2 separate regions of the Homo sapiens genome follow, and region 2 is linked to region 1. Evidence: read pairs that join two places in POLR2A ChIA-PET (ENCODE). Cell type or tissue: CD4-positive, alpha-beta T cell. All regions are shown on one strand. Each heading gives the region's core, and the rest is flanking DNA. Links, peaks and the distances in the headings are about the cores only.

The links. Peaks named below come from ENCODE experiments on the same cell type or tissue, not always from the same donor. Only the 100,000 strongest peaks of a DNase experiment are listed, where the experiment ranks them.
Region 2: POLR2A ChIA-PET joins it to region 1 with 5 read pairs; 3 of 35 experiments call an interaction of 5 or more read pairs at or near these places.

What each region holds. Positions count from the first base shown.
Region 1 is chr2:120,228,603-120,238,570 of GRCh38, reverse strand. LOC105373583 (a long non-coding RNA gene) reads left to right here. Exons shown (of 3, transcript XR_923259.3): 2 at 207-279; 3 at 820-3,375. Among named protein-coding and RNA genes, the nearest start is that of TMEM185B, 10 kb to the right of the region's middle. RefSeq lists enhancers at 1-668, 5,832-6,181, 6,422-6,631, 7,364-7,413. In CD4-positive, alpha-beta T cell, for the core only: no CTCF peak of the experiment used is centred there; a DNase peak (open chromatin) is centred at 6,090; H3K4me3 peaks cover 2,529 bases; H3K27ac peaks cover 2,752 bases.
Region 2 is chr2:119,924,201-119,934,168 of GRCh38, reverse strand. PTPN4 (protein tyrosine phosphatase non-receptor type 4) reads right to left here. Exons shown (of 27, transcript NM_002830.4): 13 at 7,503-7,571; 14 at 1,620-1,745. Among named protein-coding and RNA genes, the nearest start is that of EPB41L5, 84 kb to the left of the region's middle. In CD4-positive, alpha-beta T cell, for the core only: no CTCF peak of the experiment used is centred there; a DNase peak (open chromatin) is centred at 4,488; H3K4me3 peaks cover 2,373 bases; H3K27ac peaks cover 3,013 bases.

The DNA.
Region 1 (9,968 bases), core at 3,787-7,786:
CCCTCACCCAGGCCTCCTCCACCCCAGCCCTGCTCCCTCCTGAGAAGCCAGGGGTGCACCTCACATCTGTATTTTTGTGCCTGGCGTAAAGCAGGAAAGGAATGAGGATTTCACTGAGAACCTACTGCGTGCTGGCCACTGTTATGAAGGTCATCACAGGGAATGTTCACAACAAACCATGACATGGTATTGTCTCATTTTTACAGGTAAGGAAACTGAAGCCTCAGGCGAAGAGATGATTTCAAAGAACTTCAGAGCTAAGAGTCTTCTTCGACTAAAGTAGGCCCCCATGTTTCCTGGGAGAGGTGGAGCTTGAGGCTTGAGTGGGCTTAAAAAACAATGAGGATTCTGACAAACACAAAAGAGGGAGAGAAAGAGAGAGAATTAGAGCATTCCAGGCAGCAGGGGACTGAGATAAAGGAAGGCCAGGAGGCAGGAAAGACTAGGAAGTGACTGGCAAGACTAGGCGGTTTAGTAGAGAATCCAAGGTATATGCTTACACAAATTACTGGGCAAGGTGACTCACACCTGTAATCCCAGCACTTTGGGAGGCCAAGGTGGGAGGACTGCTTGAGCCCAGGAGTTTGCGACCAGTTTGGAAAACATGAGGAGACCCCATCTCTATTTAAAAAAAGGAAAGGAAAGGAGAGGAGAGGGGAGGGGAAGGGAGGGGAGGGGAGGGGAGGGGCAGCAGAAAGCCTGGAATGGCAGGAGGAACACCAAGCCTGCCACAGACATGGGGCGTTTCTGAGAAGGCTAGGCAGTGTTCCAGTGGGGGAAAGCCCTTGTGGACGACTTCCCTGTCAAAACCCTTCCCAGGAACTTGAAGGGCCAGTTCCAGAGACCCTGTGACCTCAGGCTCCAGAGATGGCTCCGTAAGGCAAACTCACCATGACCACTGGTCAATGACTCACTTCTCCTCCCAGGCGCCCTCCCAGGGATGAGCGCTCCTTCACTCTGCCTCCCTCAGCCCTTGCTCCGGTCTCTCTGCAGCTGGGGTCAGTGTTCCCAGTGAAGTCAGCGTGTGGAGCACACATGCCTCGTACCCACATTCATGCCCATGTGTGCGTGTGCACACGCATGTGGGGCCTGTGTGTCTCTTTCTCTGAGACCCACTCAAGATCTGCATGCACCTCGGGCCCCCTCCCAGAGTGCTGCAGCCAGATGCACCTGGAGCCCCACCCGTCAGCCCAGGGAGACATGCCCCTGCTGAATTCAGAGAATGATCCAGAAGGATTCAGGAAATGAGGACCATTCATGAACCCAGCGACTGATGAAGAGCACCTTCCTCACATCCGCTGCCAAACTCACCCGAAAAGAAGAGACAGAGGAAGACCCCAGAGGATTGCAATTTGAGGACACCTCCAACTCATGCTCACTGCACTTGGTCCAAAATGATCAGAGGGGAGATTTGGCTCATGCTCTGGCCTCACTGGCTCCCATCACCATTGCCTCTGCCCCTCCAGCCTCTGCCAGGCGCCTGGCTCTGACCCTTGCTGACACTTCAGGCCCCTCACCCTTAGAACTGACTGCCAAAGGGCTAGTTGCTTAGTCTTCAAGTAAAGGGGGTCTGGAGGACTATGGAGGAGGCATAGTGCCTAGAGAGCCCCTCGCCTCAAGACACCCCCACTGCACTTGGGAGGAAAGGCAGGGCTGGGGGATGGAGGCACTGTGGGGGCCTTTCCTATTTGGCAGCAGCTGCAGCCATGCGCACCATAGCCACAGCACGCAGCACACATCTTCTGTCTCACAGTGATTGAAGATTTTGCCAAACCACCGGTCAGACAGATTTCCCCCCAAGCCCCACATTAATTGATTTTTGGATTCTGCAACCCAAGCTCAAGCTCAAGCTCCGAGCTCACTGCTGAGCTCAGACTCCTGGGTGTCCCACAACGGCTTCGATGTGGAGGCCATGACGCTGAAGCCAAAGTTGTCAGACACCTGGGCTGCACTTGCCTGTGCAACGAGCCTGGGAAAGCAGCTCTGGGGATTGCACCCACAGTGCCAGGGCTCGGGAGCCTCTGAGCTCAGGGAGGCCTTCAGGGACAGGCGCTCGGCCAGCTGCCTGGGTAGGCTACTAATGAGCAGATGTGTTCCAGGCTGTCTGCCCAAGGGGCAGCTGCACCTGGGCTGGAGAGCTGAGACTCTCTGGGGTTCTGCAGCCTCTGTCCTCCTCAGCCTGGCCCGACAGCCCCTCGTTCTGATACAGGAGGGCACAGCTGCCTGACGCCCCTCCTTCCCCATCTCTGCCTCTCTAATCTTCCTTGAGGAAGATTCCATCAGAGGTTTTACTTACATATTCCTACACCATGCCTGGAACATAGTAGGTACTCAATAAATCCAACTTTTCCTGAGTTAGTGGTGAGGAAAAGCTGGACTCAGGATCAGGCTGCCTGTGAAGCCTGGCCTGTAGCCTGCCAGCTCTCCCAGCCTCAGGGTCCTCACACCCACACGTGTGTGCAGTAACAGAGCACTTCTTGCCTGCAACAGTGCCTGGTTCCCAGTGTATGCCACTGGGATCCGTATTATTATTAAGTGATCCGTATTATTATTTTATCTTAAGAGAGGAATCCAGCTGTGTCCAAATGAGGGGTTGGGACAAAATAAAAGCTAGAATCCAGTCTTGCAGGTGGGGACATGGCACCTGGGTCTCCACACTGACCCGTGCTGCCCACCCTCTCACATGCTATCTAGAGACGGCACTCCTTGTGGAATGCTGCAGGAGGTGCTCCACTGGCACGAAGTGGGTGGGCTCTTAGCACAGACCCAAACAGTAAGTGACTTTTCACACTCCCATCGCATCTCCAAAGCTACATGCAAAACACTGATCTTCACAGGGGTTAGAACACAACTTCCAGAAGGCCTCTTTCTTTTTTTTTTTTTTCTCCCTTTTTTTTTTTTATTATTATACTTTAAGTTCTGAGATACATGTGCAGAACATGCAGGTTTGTTACATAGGTATACAAGAGCCATGGTGGTTTGCTGCACCCATCAACCCGTCATCTACATTACGTATTTCTCCTAATGCTATCCCTCCCCTAACCCCCAACCCCCTGGCAGGCCCCAGTGTGTGATGTTCCCCTCCCTGTGTTCATGTGCTCTCACTGTTCAACTCCCACTTATGAGGGAGAACAAGCAGTGTTTGGTTTTCTGTTCCTGTGTTAGTTTGCTGAGAATGATGGTTTCCAGCTTCATCCATGTCCCTGCAAAGGACATGAAGTCATCCTTTTTGATGGCTGTATAGTATTCCATGGTGTATATGTGCCATGTTTTCTTTATCCAGTCTATCATTGATGGGCATTTGGGTTGGTTCCAAGTCTTTGTTATTGTGAACAGTGCTGCAATAAACATACGTGTGCATGCGTCTTTATAGTAGAATAATTGATAATCCTTTTGTTATATACCCAGTAATGGCATTGTTGGGTCAAATGGTATTTCTTGTTCTAGATCCTTGAGGAATCGCCACACTGTCTTTCACAATGGTTGAACTGGTTTACACTCCCACCAACAGTGTAAAAGCATGCCTATTTTTCCACATCCTCTCCAGCATCTGTTGTTGCCTGACTTTTTAATGATCACCATTCTAACTAGCATGAGATGGTATCTCATTATGGTTTTGATTTGCATTTCTCTAATGACCATTTCTCTAATGATGAGCTTTTTTTCATATGTTTGTTGGCTGCAAAAATGTCTTCTTTTGAGAAGTGTCCATTCATATCTTTTGCCCATTTTTTGAGTGGGGTTGCTTTTTTCTTATAAACTTGTTAAAGTTCCTTATAGATTCTGGATATTAGCCCTTTGTCAGATGGATAGATTGCAAAAATTTTCTCCCATTCTGTAGGTTGTCTGTTCACTCTGATGATAGTTTCTTTTGCTGTGCAGAAGCTCTTTAGTTTAATTAGATCCCATTTGTCAATTTTGGCTTTTGTGGCCATTGCTTTTGGTGTTTTAGTCATGAAGTCTTTGCCCATGCCTATGTCCTGAATGGTATTGCCTAGGGCCTCTTTTTAATCCAAGAAAGAAAGGGGGCAGATAAGATGGCGAAGCATTGCCAGGGTTAACGGGGAGTCTGCAGACCAATGGGTAAAGATCAAAGAGAGCCTGACTGCTGTAACAGCACCCCTCTCTAAACAGGAGGGCACCCCACCCCGGGCATCAGCAATCCTGCACACGGCCATTCCCAGAGCAGCCTGCCTCCACCGCAGCACAGAGATGGGTCAGAATGAACGTCCACCCATGTCAGTGCTCTATCAAATGTCTGCTTAGAAGTTCTTTTTAGGCCAGGCGCGGTGGCTCACGCCTGTAATCCCAGCACTTTGGGAGGCCGAGGTGGGCGGATCATGAGGTCAGGAGATCGAGACCATCCTGGCTAACACAGTGAAACCCCGTCTCTACTAAAAATACAAAAACAAAATTAGCCGGGCGTGGTGGCATGCACCTGTAGTCCCAGCTACTCGGGAGGCTGAGGCAGGAGAATGGCGTGAACCCAGGAGGTGGAGCGTGCAGTGAGCTGAGACTGCACCACTGCACTCCAGCCTGGGCGACAGAGCGAGACTCCAACTCAAAAAAAAAAAAAGGTCCTTTTTAAATAATTATTTTCTAAATATTCTGGTCTGTTCAAGCTGCCATAACAAAGTATCACACACTGGTAGCTTAAACAGCAAACATTTATTCATCAACAGTTCTGGAGGCTGGAAGTCCTCTTAAGATAAAATAATAATACGGATCAGTCAACTGGCATACACTGGGAACCAGGCACTGTTGCAGGCAAGAAGTGCTCTGTTACTACACACACATCTGGGTGTGAGGACCCTGAAGCTGGGACAGCTGGCAAGCTACAGGCCAGACTTCACAGGCAGCCTGATCCTGAGTCCAGCTTTTCCTCACCACTAACTCAGGAAAAGTTGGATTTATTGAGTACCTACTATGTTCCAGGCATGGTGTAGGAATATGTAACTAAAACCTCTGATGGAATCTTCCTCAAGGAAGATTAGAGAGGCAGAGATGGGGAAGGAGGGGCAGCAGGCAGCTGTGCCCTCCTCTAACAGGACGAGGTGCCTAGGCCAGGCACTTGACCCTTCTGAGCCTCAGTCTCCCCCGTAATGGGAGCAAATCTCTCCCCCAGTCCCCACGCGGACATCATGCTAAACAGATGGTAGCGCTTCTCACTATCTTCATTGCCATTGTTATTCTATTTAACACTGAATACAATTTTTTGAAGCCCCTTTCAGACCAAAAAGAGAAAACTGGGCCCTCTGTTTACTACTAAATGTGTTCCTGTTTTTTTGTTAATTAAAAGAAAAAACAACGTCCAACACCTCCATCCCGACCATATTGTTCCTGAAGTTTCCTTTTGCTGATGTATCTGTTGTTGTGGCATCAATAGTCGTAAACCACTTCCACTCTTACTGAGGTGTTTTGTTTTGTTTTGTTTAGATGGCGTTTCGCTCGTTGCTCATGCTGGAGTACAATGGCACAATTTTGGCTCACTACAACCTCTGCCTCCCAGGTTCAAGTGATTCTCCAGCCTCAGCCTCCTGAGTAGCTGGCATTACAGGCATGCACCACCATGCTCAACTAATTTTTGTATTTTTAGTAGAGACGGGGTTTCACCATGTTGGCCAGGCTGGTCTCGAACTCCTGACCTCAGGTGATCCACCCACCTTGGCCTCCCAAAGTGCTGGGATTATAGGCATGAGCCACTGTGCCAGGCTCTTACTGAGCTTTTTAAAGCACCCACTCAGAAACCATCAGGGAGAACCTCTTTCTTCAACCCCCCTGCTCTGTAAGAGCACTCAGAGCTCAAGAGATGACCTGTCTTCACGGGGGAAATCTAGTAACGCTGGATATGCAATAGGAATTCACTATATGAACAGCAATTCACCACACCAAATACCCCCCAGATAAAGCTGGGAAAGTTATGGCTGTTTGGGGTAATCTGGAAAGAACCTCAGTGACAGTAAATAATTTTTGTTTGTACCAGAGAAAAATCTAAAACCAGCAGGAACTCCGAGGAGTTTCATTTTCTTTCTTAGGTGGAAAGCAGCCACATGAGAAGGGTTGGCTTGTCAAGGTTTCAAGCCTGTCACGGATCTCCAGCCTCGGAGGCATATTTTCAGTTTCGATTCAGCTGATAGGTGGGGAGAAAGCACCCCAGTTCTTGGAAGTTAGCCGTTTCTCCTCCTCGCAGACAACCTCCAGAGCAGGGCAGCAGGCAGCTGCTAGAGATTTATTTCTCCACTTAGTCGTCTCCGCTTGCGGCTTCCTCCCATGAGTGAGGACCAAGAGAAGCCCCCTGTCTCTGATGAAAGTGGGGGATGAACACTGAACCAAACCCACACTGCTCAGCACATTTGATGCGGCCAGAAACAGACTGCAAAGGCTGAGAAAGCTTTTCAGGGGCCGTCTGGCTGTGTGGGTGCGAAGACCTGGCTGTACTTGGAATCACCTGGGAAGACTTACAAAAATGGTTTCCGAGCCTCACCCGCAAGGATTCTGACTTGGTGAGTCTGAATCACCAAGATTCTCGGGGTGAGGCCCCAGAATCTGCCTGTATGTAGCCAGCAATGCTGCATTTGGACCTGCATCTGGGGACCTCTGGGCCACCCTGGCCCCCTTAATTTATAAAGCAGAACCAGCCCCAGGGTGGAGAATGAATGAGGTGCCTGTCACCTGGTTACACAATTTAAGGTGTCCTTAGTTATGCCCAGCTGACTCGAGCACAGATCTTCCTGGGCACTCTCTTCTACACCAGCACAGGGTGGGGCGTGGGAGGGGAGTACGTGCCCATGCGGGCATCTACTGAATGTGCCAGGCCTGTATCTCTATTATCTCACCTCTATCCTGTGAAGTAGATATTATTATCCCCATTGTACAGATGAGAAAACCTAGACTCAGAGAGGCTGAGCCATTTGGTCAAGGACACACAGCTGCTGAAATGACAAGGCCAAGTTTGAACCCAGGTGGTCCCTTCTTTGGCCCATGCTTAACTACACCAGGGCACCCTCTTGATAGTGGTCTCCTTGGGGTTCTGTTGCAGCTCAGAGCACAAGCTTCTCCCTGATCGCTGCCCTATAGCTTATTTCCAATGTTTTTTTTTTTTTTTTTCTGGTTTTTAGTTGACTTTTCATCATATTCAGCCCAGTGACCTCTGGTCCTCTCTTGGGCTCTTTCAGCGTTATTCGGTGTTTTGTGTTTGTGCACCTTAACTGCGTGGAAAAGTGCTCGGTCCTTGGGAACAAGGGCCACAGGGCATTGCTTCCTTCCCCAGGGCCTGGCACCTACCGGGCACTAGCAGGCAGTCTGGCCATAGTAGCTGAGTGATGAGTGAACTGCTTGGAGGCTGTGCATGTTGCCCAGACTCTTTTAGGTCTATCTCCCCTAAAGGCATCTGTGAAAACACATAAAGCAACACCCTGAGGCAGCAACGGCTCCAGTCTGGGAGTCTGAGGAGCAGAAAGAAGCTGAGGTGGCCATAGGAGCCCCATGGGCAGTGAGGTGAGGCCAGGGAGATGGGCCACGGCCGGTCAGCCAGGGCCTTGAAGGGCACGGTAAAGCGTATGGATTTTGTCCTGAGAAACGAGAAGTCAGCTTTGACAGGGGAGGGCCATGCTCCTGTGGCCCGAGTCATCAGGCCGTGCTGCCTGCTATACTGCTGGATGCCCCTTTAAGTCAGGAGCCCCACACTGTTCATGGGGTAACTCCAGGGCCTGGCTCTCAGTGGCGTGCAGAGGCATTTATTTTATTTTACTTTTTTGCTGCTTTGCACCTGGCAATGGAAGAATGAAAGGCAACCCAGAGTGAAATTAGGATTACAATTTTACAAACGTCTGTTTCTGACGCAGGAAGCACATCATTTGTCCACATCACACTCTCTTGGAATTTATGACAAAGCCAGGTGAGAGCCGGGCTGGGAATGACCTTTGTCCAAGAAAAAAATGTTTTGCTGAGTAAATTAAGAGTGCAAATAAGACTGGGGAAAAAACTTAAATTGTACATGAAAACTTTTGAAAATATTTTAGTAATGTCAACTTAAGTACAATTGATACCTGGATTGCCTAATTCCATAATTCAGGAAGCTTCCCACTCACCTCCACAAAATATTAGTTTGAATTAATTATATTTAATTATATGTGAATGCCTCAAATTAAATGATCCCAATGCTCACTGTGTTGTTCATAACATTTGAAGGCTGTGATCTGACGCGGAAAACCCTGACTTCTGCATTTGCACACTCACAAACATGTCAACACTAGCCCTGTTTTTAGTTGACTTTTAATATTATACAGCCCTATACTTGAGTCTACCTTTGATTTCAGCCTCTTTAATTCTTCAACCCTGTGGAGTTTTCTAAATAAGCTCTGCCAGCTGCTATCAATACAAGCAGACTCACACCACAACTCGGGGTGGCACTGACTCCATTTCCTCAAAGATAACACAGAAAACAGAATAAAAGGCTGGGCACAGTGGCTCACGCCTGGAATCCCAGCACTTTGGGAGGCCAAGGCTGACAGATGACCTGAGGTCAGGAGTTTGAGACCAACCTGGCTAAGATGGTGAAACCCCATCTCTACTAAAAATACAAAAATTAGCTAGGCATAGTGGTGCACCTGTACCACCCAGCTACTCAGGAGGCTGAGGCAGGAGAATTGCTTGAACTCAGGAAGTGGAGATTGCAGTGAGCCGAGATCAGTCCACTGCACTCCAGCCTGGGTGACAGAGTGACTCCATCTAAAAAAAAAAAAAAAAAAAAAAAGGAAAAAAAAAGACACACTAGGCTTTATGTGTCAAGGGTCTTTAGAATGAAGTTGTCCCCCCTTATCCATAGGGGATATGTTCCAAGACCCCCAGTAGATGCCCAAAGCCGCAGATAGTACCAAACCCCTATACACACTATGTATTTCCCTGTGCATACACACCTACGATAGAGTTTAATTTGTAAATTAGGCACAGTACTCTTGTGCTTTGGAGCCATTATTAAGTCAAACACGGGTGACCTGAACAGAGGGACAGTGATCTGGCGGCAGCTGATGTGATCGCCCAGGGAGCACGCCCGGTGTGAAGATGCTGGACAAAGAGAGGGGTCACGTCCCAGGCTAGATGGAGCAAGATTTTGTCACGCTACTCAGAACAGAGTGTCATTTAAAATTTAGGAGTTATTTCTGGAATTTTCCATTTAATATTTTCAAACCTCGGTGTACTGCAGGTAAATGAAAACTTGGAAAGATAAACCTCAGATAAGGGGGGACTACTGTATTCATTCCTTCACCATGGCATGTCTGTGTCTGAGAATCTACCCTTAAAAACAATCTGGATGCAAAGAAGCCGTAAGATAGAGCGCAGTCCCTTCATTTCATAAAAGAATGAAACTAACTCAAATACACAATGCAATGGGTGAGTAAAGTATTGCACTACCCTTAATGTAATATTGTGGGGCCACTGAAAACATGCTCACATGTTTATGGAAATCTGAGAAGTGTTTCTATCTATGGCATTTCATCACATTTAAGACACTGTTGATTAGAGAACACACCACCATTTCACGTACCTTTAAGGAAGAAAAAAATACCCAGAATGGTTATTTAATAAGGGACGTCTAAGTAAAGCTGGGATCCTAAAGGGCTATTTCTTTGGTGGGAGGAGAATGATAAACAGCCTCGTCAGGCAGAAAGAGCCAGTGTCCCAGCCATGGACCCGGATGCAGGGAGGGAACAAAACTGCCCCTGAGGACGTGCACAAGCCAGTACTCATGCTGGTTTGAGTCTGAATTTGCACAAACATATGGTCTGGAAACACCTCAAGCAAATGCTGTAACTGAATTTAAGTTTAAGGTTATGTCAAGTTGGCAGTGCCCCCAGGTGACTGGCAGAAACAAATACAACCACCTCTAGAAAGAACTGAATGTTAACACCAGCTGACAGTGCCTGTAAAACATCAGCCACTGTACAGTGCAAGATCCAGAGACGTTA
Region 2 (9,968 bases), core at 2,575-6,574, 300 kb after region 1:
ATTCCAGGGCCCATGCTCTTAACCACCACCTTGTACTATCTCTTCAGAATTTTAAAAAATCTTTTTAGATTATACCTGAAATTGTTTCATTAACCAGAAAACTTAAACAGAGCTACTGTTAATTAGTTACTTGAGTACTTTGGCTTAACTTGCTATTATTTTCTATAACTTGCTATTATTGTTTAGTGTTGCTGGTACAAATGGAGAAATGGCTGTTTGTGCAAAAGGGAAGAGAAAAACAAGGTCTGAATTTTCTTCAGACAAGCTAATGAGGCTTTGAATATATGTAATCATTTATAAGAAAAAATGATAAAAGCAACCTGAAATTGGCAAGACAGAAATTACTAAGTCCATTTTTTTCTAGGAGTAACTTTAACACGTTAAGTATTAAAGCTCTGTGAACCAAACTGTTTATGTATAAACTGTTCTGATATGGTAGAACTTTATTCTTCAGCTGATAATAGCCTTCAATGCTCTAGCTGTTAGATTTTTTTTTTTTTTTTTTTGAGACAGGGTCTCACTCTGTGGTCCAGGCTGAAGTGCAGTGGTGTGATCTCAACTCTGCAACCTCTTCCTCCTGGGTTCTAGCAATCCCTGCCCCACCCCCCTGACAGGTGCACGCCACCATGCTCAGCTAATTTTTGTATGTTTTTGTAAAGATGGGGTTTCACTATGTTCACCAGGCTGGTCTTGAGCTCCTGACCTTAAGGAATCCACACACTTTGGCCTCCCAAAGTGCTGGGATTACAGGAATGAGCCACTGCACCCAGCCACGTTTAGAATTTTATACAAATTTATTAAACATTAATGTGTGTAAAACATTTATGAAAAAAGACATCTTCAAATATTATATTTCATACCAAAATTCAAGTATTTTATAAGTGAACCTTATGGGTTAACTAAGTATGTTAATATGGTGGCACACAATTGTTTACCATTATCTTAATTACATACAACATTTGTAATATTATCAAATTAAGATAATCAACATCTTTGGCTGGTACATTTGGCTAGTTTATGAACTTATAATCATTTATACCAAAACATACAACTTTTGTGAGCAATGTCAGACTGAAGTACATATACGGTAAGTGCTGAATCACACAGTGCTTTTTAGCTCAGGGAGAGCTAAGCTTATGGGGACTGGTGCTGGAAACCCCTTTTCCTAGGCCATAGAACGTGCTGAAGCCATGGTTGAGCTGGGGGTTTAAGAGAATCCCAATCACTTGCAAAGCATTTTCAAACAATATATGCTCCCCTAGAAATTCTGCTGGGAATCCACATGAAAAATGAGTATGTCAACAACAACCATACAAGATTTTAAGTCTAACAGATCTTCATTTATCAGGGACTCTTAACTGCGAAAGTTAACTGTTGAGGAGAGTGAGAGTGGAGGGTCCTTATTCAATGCGCTACTCTCATTCCGCAAGTCTATACCATGTTACTTCTGCAAAGAGCAGCAGGCAAAGAGAAAATAATGCTCTGGAGCAACAAAAATCATGTTTCACCAAAAGAATTCAATTTTTGCGTATCTTTGTCTTCAGGCATAAAAATATACAGCCAATAATTAGAAATTAGCAAAATTCACACCTGATGTTGGTCACAAAATTCACACTTACTGATTAGGAGTTCCCGGTGGAGATCGTGATGGAAGACTTTGTGTTTCTAACCTGTCATCAGATATTGAATTTCTGCTTACTACTTCCCAATCCATTAATTTCCGTGCCAAGGGCTTACTTGGGGATCTGCAGAAATAAATTAAATAATATGTTAAAAGTTTTATTTTTATACCCCAAACCATGAATCAAATCCTACAATTTGTTTTCAGAGATTATGTTCTAGATGAGCAACATAAAGAGTTTACTTGTAAAAAATTAATGCATTTAGAGGCTATTTACCAAATAACTTCCTAAGAATGTACATTGGCTTTATATGAAGAATAAAGGTAAGACAGGCTAGGAAGAGTAAGATAGACAATAAGAAGGATGAGAAAAACAGAAGAAACAAGAAAAGGAAGGACAAAGGTAAAAAGGGAAGGGTTTGCTACCAAATGTTTTCTCAGATGTTACTGACAAGACAGATACTACCTACTTCTATTCCAGAGTATCTGGAACACTAGCTTATCTTGGGATGTATTAAATAACTCCTCGCACATTATCTCCTGAATGCTTCTATAACTAAATCCCAATCCTCTGCCTCAATGAAGACAGAACAAAAATAATTATGCATATTACATTTTATCTACTTAAAAAATTGTTTACATATAGTAGGTTAGTGGATTTTTCCCTTTTTTCCAAAAACATTTTGGAGGGTTAATAATTCTGTCTATTGGTGGGGAGTAAAAGGATATGTTTTGTTACCAATCTATATATTATCAGCTATCCTAATGATAAAGATGAAAACTAAGTGATGTTTTAAAAAAAGATCTTGGATGCGCGAGGTGGCTCAGTGCTGCAATCCCAGCACTTTGGGAGGCCCAGGTGGGAGGATCACTGGAACTTAGGAATTCAAGACCAGCTTGGGCAACATAAGGAGACTCTGTCTCTACAAAAAATAAATTAGCTGGGTATGATGGCAAGTGCCTGTAGTCCAAGCTACTTGGGAGGCTGAAGTCAGAGGATCAACTTGAGTCCAGGAATTTGAGACTGCAGTGAGCTGTGATAGCACCACTGCATTCCAACCTGGGTGACAAGAGTAAAACCCTGTCTCAAAAAAAAAAAAAAAAAAAAAAAAAAGAAAGAAAGAAAGAAAGATCTTCATATTGATTCATTCAGATCAAAAGATACTGATCTATGCAGAGATCATAAACCCTTAGAATTTTAGGAATGTTAACAAATAAAGTATTTTTTATATGCAAATTCAGATAATAGACAAAATTAGCTGAAAATATATGTTATTTCTTTAAATGCCTGGCTTTATGAAGTGCAGAGTTAATGTGGAGGCGAATAATTTAAGCTACATATATAAAGTATATAATAAATCATCTTGTAAACAGTTTTATATTTCAGTAATTAACTGAAGCATATAAAAACTATATGTATTTTCCATTCCAGCACAATTTACAAAAAATGAAACATCCTGTTGTCTTCCTACAAAAATCAGATCATAAAAATTTAGGTAGAAATACCTATTTGAGTAAAATTTAAAAATGAAGACTATTTTTGGTTATAGTTAATAAGAATCATAGGCCTTTGTTGTGTGACTTTGGATTTATTTTCAGATTTTCTTATATTGATAAAGAATTGCAGGTAGTATTGGACTTGCTTTTTTAGCTCATTGGGATATTTTTCTCTCATCATGTACTATGTATACACTTCTGTATGGCTAAAAAAAAAAAAACAATTACCAAGGAAGGCACAAAGCAAATGCAATATTAACTCATCTGATTACATTAAAACTTAATAACATTAGAATTCTGATACATAATGATCTCATGAAGTTTGAAGTTTCACTGCCTGCTAGAATTTCCTTTCCAATATGTTAAACGTGTAAAAAGAAATGTCGGACTAACACGCACAATAACACTGACCAAAGAGAACTGAACAAATTGTTATTATGTGTACAGTAGGAAGCATTAAAATAATGATAAGGACTCTGAATTCTAGATGTGGCTTCCTATTAGACAGACCTCTTATGTTTCTGTATCTAAATGTATAAATTTATTAGCATAATATGACCCATAGGTCTCTCCCTACCTCCTGAATTTTATGATTTATGAATATCCAAATTTTCAGGGCAATATTTTAGCCTATTAATTTTACTAAACCACGAAAAATTTAAGTTACTTATGAATCTACACCACAGAAGTGTCCTGTCATTTCAGCAATTCATAGCTAAAACTTTTTTAGTTTGGCCTAATGACATTTCCTTAATCAAAAATCTTGTAGGCATTTTATAAGACATGGAATGTTATTAGTTTTAAAAAAGATACATTGACTCAGATTTCATTTTCCGTAAGTGAATTCAAAGTAATTTAGGTGTGAACATTTCCCATTATCACAGGTTTAAATTATAGGATTTTTTGATTTGAAGACAACTCATGACACCGTTTAGTTCAACTCCCTCATATTGCAGTGCAAATTTTCTTATCAGTCACAACAGAATGAAAATAAAGTATATTACCTCATGCATAAAACTTTGATTTTTAAAATAAAGATTAACATTTATGGCTCTATTAATGCTAATTCATAATGTAATAAACTATTATTTCCTCAAATATTAAACTACGAAATGTAAGCTGTATGAAAGTTCACTAACTGTAATCAATAGATCAACTACTTTCATTTTCTAAAAGCTGGAAAAAGTCATTTGAAGAAAAAAAATTCCAGCACACTCACCTAGTCTGAAGCGTCAGAACACTTTATTGCTGTTAATGGACTAAACATGGCTGGACACTTTGAACTTAAAACCAAACTTCATGTATTTTATTTTATTAACAGTTTTAACCTCAGGGACCCACCCACTCAAGCTTGCTGTCTATGTTTCCTGTTGAGTGTGGAAATTTCAGAGAAAAAAATACCACACAGCATCAGTGTGTTTGCGATGTGGTAAGCTTCTTTTCTGTCTAGGGCACCTTATTTTTCTGTTGTATGAGAACATTGTTTTTCTCTTTTCTTAGATATATTATATGACAACTGCAAAATGTGAAAGCAATTTGAAGAGGTGATAATCAGTATATGTGCTGCTGAGGCGAACACAAAGAGGTGATAATCAGAAAAAAGAAAAAACATTTAATGATTGCTAAAAAATTATTATATGAGAAGTTTAAGGAGGAGCCTTTTCTATCTACTCATATTGCCAACTAAAACCCAAAGAAAAAAAAAGAACTCTAGGTTATCTGGTACTTTAATAAAATAACTTAATAATTACTAAAACCATTAGAGAATTTTGGTAGACATATATCTGTTCATTACAATTAGATCCTAACATATTAGAAAAACAATCCCAGAAAAGCTTATCTTTCAGAGAAAGAGAGATCATTAAACAGCCCAGTACTATTACAACCTCATTGTAGCTGATACCTTATTATTTCAGAGGAACCACACAATTCCAGAAAAACAAAAGGAAGAGAGTTATCTGAGGCTTATAATATTGAAATTTTACCTCTACTATTCACGGAATCATGGCTATTTGTTTTATAAAATAACCTATTAAACAACTATACATTTTAATAATGAATACACAAAATGAACAACTAAGATGCAGGTATAACTCTGCTTATTTCTAAAATCTGATAGGATCAAAACATGAAAACATTAACACTTATAAAGAAACCATTTGTATGTGATATTAACTTAATACATAAATATGCCTACGATCTGGTACTCGTATGAGGATATGCTGCATACAACTAGTGACCACATCGCACGTTCTACACTGTTTATAAAAGTCAAGCAGAAAGAAGACACTTGTTAAGAAAGGAAAGTTTTAAGTATATTGCTACGCTGTTACAACACTAAGAATCAGAAAAATATTTTAAGAAATGTTATTCGTTTTTTAAAAAATACATGGACTCATTTCATTTTCCATAAGTGAATTCAAAGTAATTTAGGTGTGAAGATTTTCCATTATCACAGGTTTAAATTATAGGATTTTTTGATTAGAAGACAACTCATGACACCGTTTGGTCCAACCCCCTCATATTGCAGTGCAAATTTTCCTATCAGTCACAACAGAATGAAAATAAAGTATATTATCTCATGCATTTGATTTTTAAAATAAAGATTAACTTACCATTTATGGCTCTTCTATTAATGTTAATTCATAATGTAATAAACTATTATTTCCTCATATAGTAGACTACTAAATGTAAGCTGTATGTCACATATTACTGTGACATCCTTACAAAGTCTTAGCAACAACTCCTACTCTGGAGGCAGGGACGTGGCTCAGTAAAGGGAGGAATCCTAAAAGTTAAGTTTACAGTTTACAATCAAAGAATTTAACTGTTAAAAGATTTATTGCCATTATAAATGACTAGATTTTTGAACAGCAAAGAAAATGTGCACGATATGCTAGATGATAAAAACAAACAACAAATAGTTTAAAACAATTTGGAAACAAATATACACACATATATAAAAATGTCTCTATGAGTATATGCATAGAAAAATCCTGAATAATGAGTATCAAAATTTTTTTAAAAAGTTGTCTTGGGATGATAAATTTTCTTTATGCTCTTTGATACTGTTGGAGTTTTTAAACATAATGAGCTATCACTTATATTACTAGGGGAAAAAAGCAATTTCCACTTTTGGAAGGAGGAAGAAAAAAACCAAGAACACAAAACTCCCTTTACTCCAGAAACACAAAGAAGGAAGGTCTCTTAGATAAAGACTTAAGAACAAAATTTAAACAAAGTGAAATCAAAAGCAAACTTTCTAGTTCTCTTTATTAAAACTCAAGCCTCTAATAGCAGTAGATGCCAAACACATAACTAATTAAAAGACTTAGCCTCTCAAAGTAATTTTCACTGAAAACAAACTCTTGTCTCTAACACACCTGTATCCAGTTGGTCATCAGCTTCTGCTAGTTCTGCCTACAAAACGTTCCTTAAATTTGTTCCCTATTTTCCATTCCATTACCAATGTTTTTGTTCAGGCCTTTATTATTTTCACTTGGATTACTGCAATTACCTTATAGTTTCTGGGTACCGAGGCTTTCCTCGCTAATCCATTCTCTATCATTGCTCATAATACTATTTTCTAAAACATAGATCTTATCATGTCATTTCACTTGTTAAAAAGCAAATTGGCTAGGTCGGGAGTGGTGGCTCATGCCTGTAATGCCAGCACTTTGGGAGGCCAAGGTGGGGGGGATCACCTGAGGTCACGAGTTCGAGACTAGCCTGGCTGACATGGTAAACCCCATCTCTACTAAAAATACAAAAATATTAGCCAGGTGTGGTGGCATGCGTAATCCCAGCTACTAGGGAGGCTGAGGCAGGAGAATCACTTGAACCCAGAAGGCAGAGGTTGCAGTGAGCTGAAATTGCACCACTGCACTCCAGCCTGGATGACAGGGTAAGACTCCGTCTCAAAAAAAAAAAAAAAAAAGCAAATTGGCTATGACAGACCCTAAAGAAATAAAGACAATAAATGGTAAACAAAAACAAAAAATAAAACAACTTATCTCTTAACATTATAATTTAAATAAATATGGAAATGGCTTGATAACATGAAATAAGTCACTATATTTCTCAAAAATGTTTAAAAAAGTGGAGCAACCTCGAACAGAATATTATATTAATAACATAATATTTGATCAGCCTATTCAGAACTGCAATGCCTGGCACACTATTAATATAAAAAATGAATCAATAAACTAGACAAGCTAGTTTATCATTCCCTCAACATTATTTACTGTTAAAGAATTGTGATAATTCTGTAATCAAAAATTTGAAATATTTAGAAAAACTTTAGAAAAAATATTTAGAAAAACTTTTTAGTAAACTCAATCCATCTTTTTAAAAAAATTCAAACAATGAAACAGATTTGGCTTACCTTGCAAATACCCTGTCTTTATTTGCCTTTTCTTTGCCATACTGAACTGATTGGACTTCAGTTCTCCCACTGAAATATATAAATATGCACAACAATAAAGTCTTAAGAGAACTATAAGATAAAATGACAACACATAACATGATTATAGTGTAACTTCCTAAGAGACAAGACATTTCTAGCAGAGAAAAGGAAGCAGAGAATAAAAAGACTGGACAACATTCCAATTCTACCTGGATGAATGAAGCTTAGTTACATTTCTCCCATTAATGAAGAAAGATGTGTTCAACTCCCTCCATGTCCAGACACAGAACAGCTCCAGATTTTTGTTTAGAGGAAGGAACTAAGGCAGAAAAATGGTGGGGTTTTGGCACTAGGAGATTTGTTTTCAAGCTGATTTGTCTAGAGGGAAATTGTTGATAGAGAGAAACTGATCTTCTTCTGAAGTACACCAATGTGTTCAGATGAAGTTTGTTAATAAAAGTTCTCAGAGCATTTATTTGAGACATTCTCATTACTTAACTGTGAATTAACATAAATTTGCGGTATATCAAATGTAACCATATACAAATATAGCTATCTAATGCATATAAAAACAGCCAAATGCCAGTTTCCATAGTTAAGCAAGCAATTTTAAGACCATTTTCCATGGATAAATATCAGTAAATATGAACTGAATGGCACTTTTATGAGATTTTAACGGAAAAATGAGAAATACTACCATGACTTTTAAACTTCAAGTTGAATTTTCCTAAGAAAATATTTCCTCTAAGAGGGAGGTAATAAATTAAAGTTCATCACTGTTTTGTATTTCCACATTAGAATAATGATGTTAATCCTCTGGATACTTTGGAACAGAGATAAGGATATGTACATGAAGAGACTGGTGGAGAAAGTAATAGATCTGATAGTCCCAGTACCATCTGTCAGTCAAAAGAGTATTTCAACATTTTAAGTATGACAACAGTTCCAGTATTCTCCACCACTGCTTATTATGAAGGGAAAAAAAGTTTATTTAGTGCATACTCATTAGGGACAGGACTGTGTCCAGTTAACATTTTTACTTCATTTCCTACTTCATTCCTACTTCATTTACAAGATGTCTAACCACTTGGATGATTAAAAAGTGCTTTGGATAAGTTTTAAAGTTCTCCCATTCCTACTTCATTTACAAGATGTCTAACCACTTTGATGATTAAAAAGTGCTTTGGATATGTTTTAAAGTTCTTAAGGACTACAAACGCAAAGCTTAACTTTTTAAAACTATAAATATACACAATTATGTATATACAATTTAATGTGCGAGCTGTCATAGGCCCAGTCCTGTCCTGTGCCCTATGTTTTGCAGGGGCTATGATAAACAAATTCCATTTTCTAGATTATTTTGCCTTAGGTTCTGCTTTTAGAAGGTACTGGTGGAAGATCAGAAAGTGGAGAAAGGCAGAGCAGGAAACTGGCAGCTGCTGGCAGCTGCTTTAATAGTCATGGGGATAGGGTATAGTGAGAAAGAGCATCCTGTAGATGGTCCCATCCTTGATTAAAGCAGTACTTCTCTGCAAGATGCAGACTGATTTTTCTTCACTGGAAAATTAATGTATCAGTCAGAGTTCAGTCAGGGAAACAGAGCTCTAACAGTGTAGTAGCAGGTGTAGTTTGTGGACTCCAGCCCAGGGAGTCCTGAATGCATCTGAATTTTAGGCATTACCCCTTCTTCTTGTTTTTTTCTCCATAACCATGTTTCCACCCTTTTGTTTTCCCAGCATTTCCAACAACCATGTAACTAATTTCCTCAATTAAATTGCTTTTGTTTGAAATACCAAAAGGGCTTTCTGCTTCCCTGACTGAACTCTGACTGATACCTTAATTTTCCAGTGAAGAAGATTCAAATGGGATACTATTACTCAAAAGGCTGGAGTAACAAGTTAAATTTCATAATAAAGAAACAATTTTTTTTAAAATTAATGAAAGAAAGGCTTATATTTCATATTGTCCATAATACAGACATTAGGGATTTAGTATTATCATTACAACAAAATGAAAAACTGTTCCAGTTTCAGAACACTAAACTTTCACAGTAAGATACTTATCTTTTGAGCAATGAGAAAGTTCTCTCTCTTTCTCTCTCTCTTTATATATAGGCTTATTATAAGTTATTCAAGCAACATAGAAAAATATAAAAAGAACAAAAAAATTGTTTTTACCCACAGTCCTATCCATAAAGAAATCATCACCATTATGAGCAGGTAAAAATCATTCTGAAATTCATGTATATAAACATTAAAAAGGCTAGACATACAGGCACAATAATTTTATTACAATGAAACTATGGTATATATGCCACTTTTAACGAAAAAAATTAAACTGGTTTCCAGTGAAATAAAAGATAAAAAAGACTGCCATTCATATTAAAAAAAAGGAAAAAAGATGAAGAAAACCTTAAGAACTGCTGTGTTAATGTCTAAAATTGTT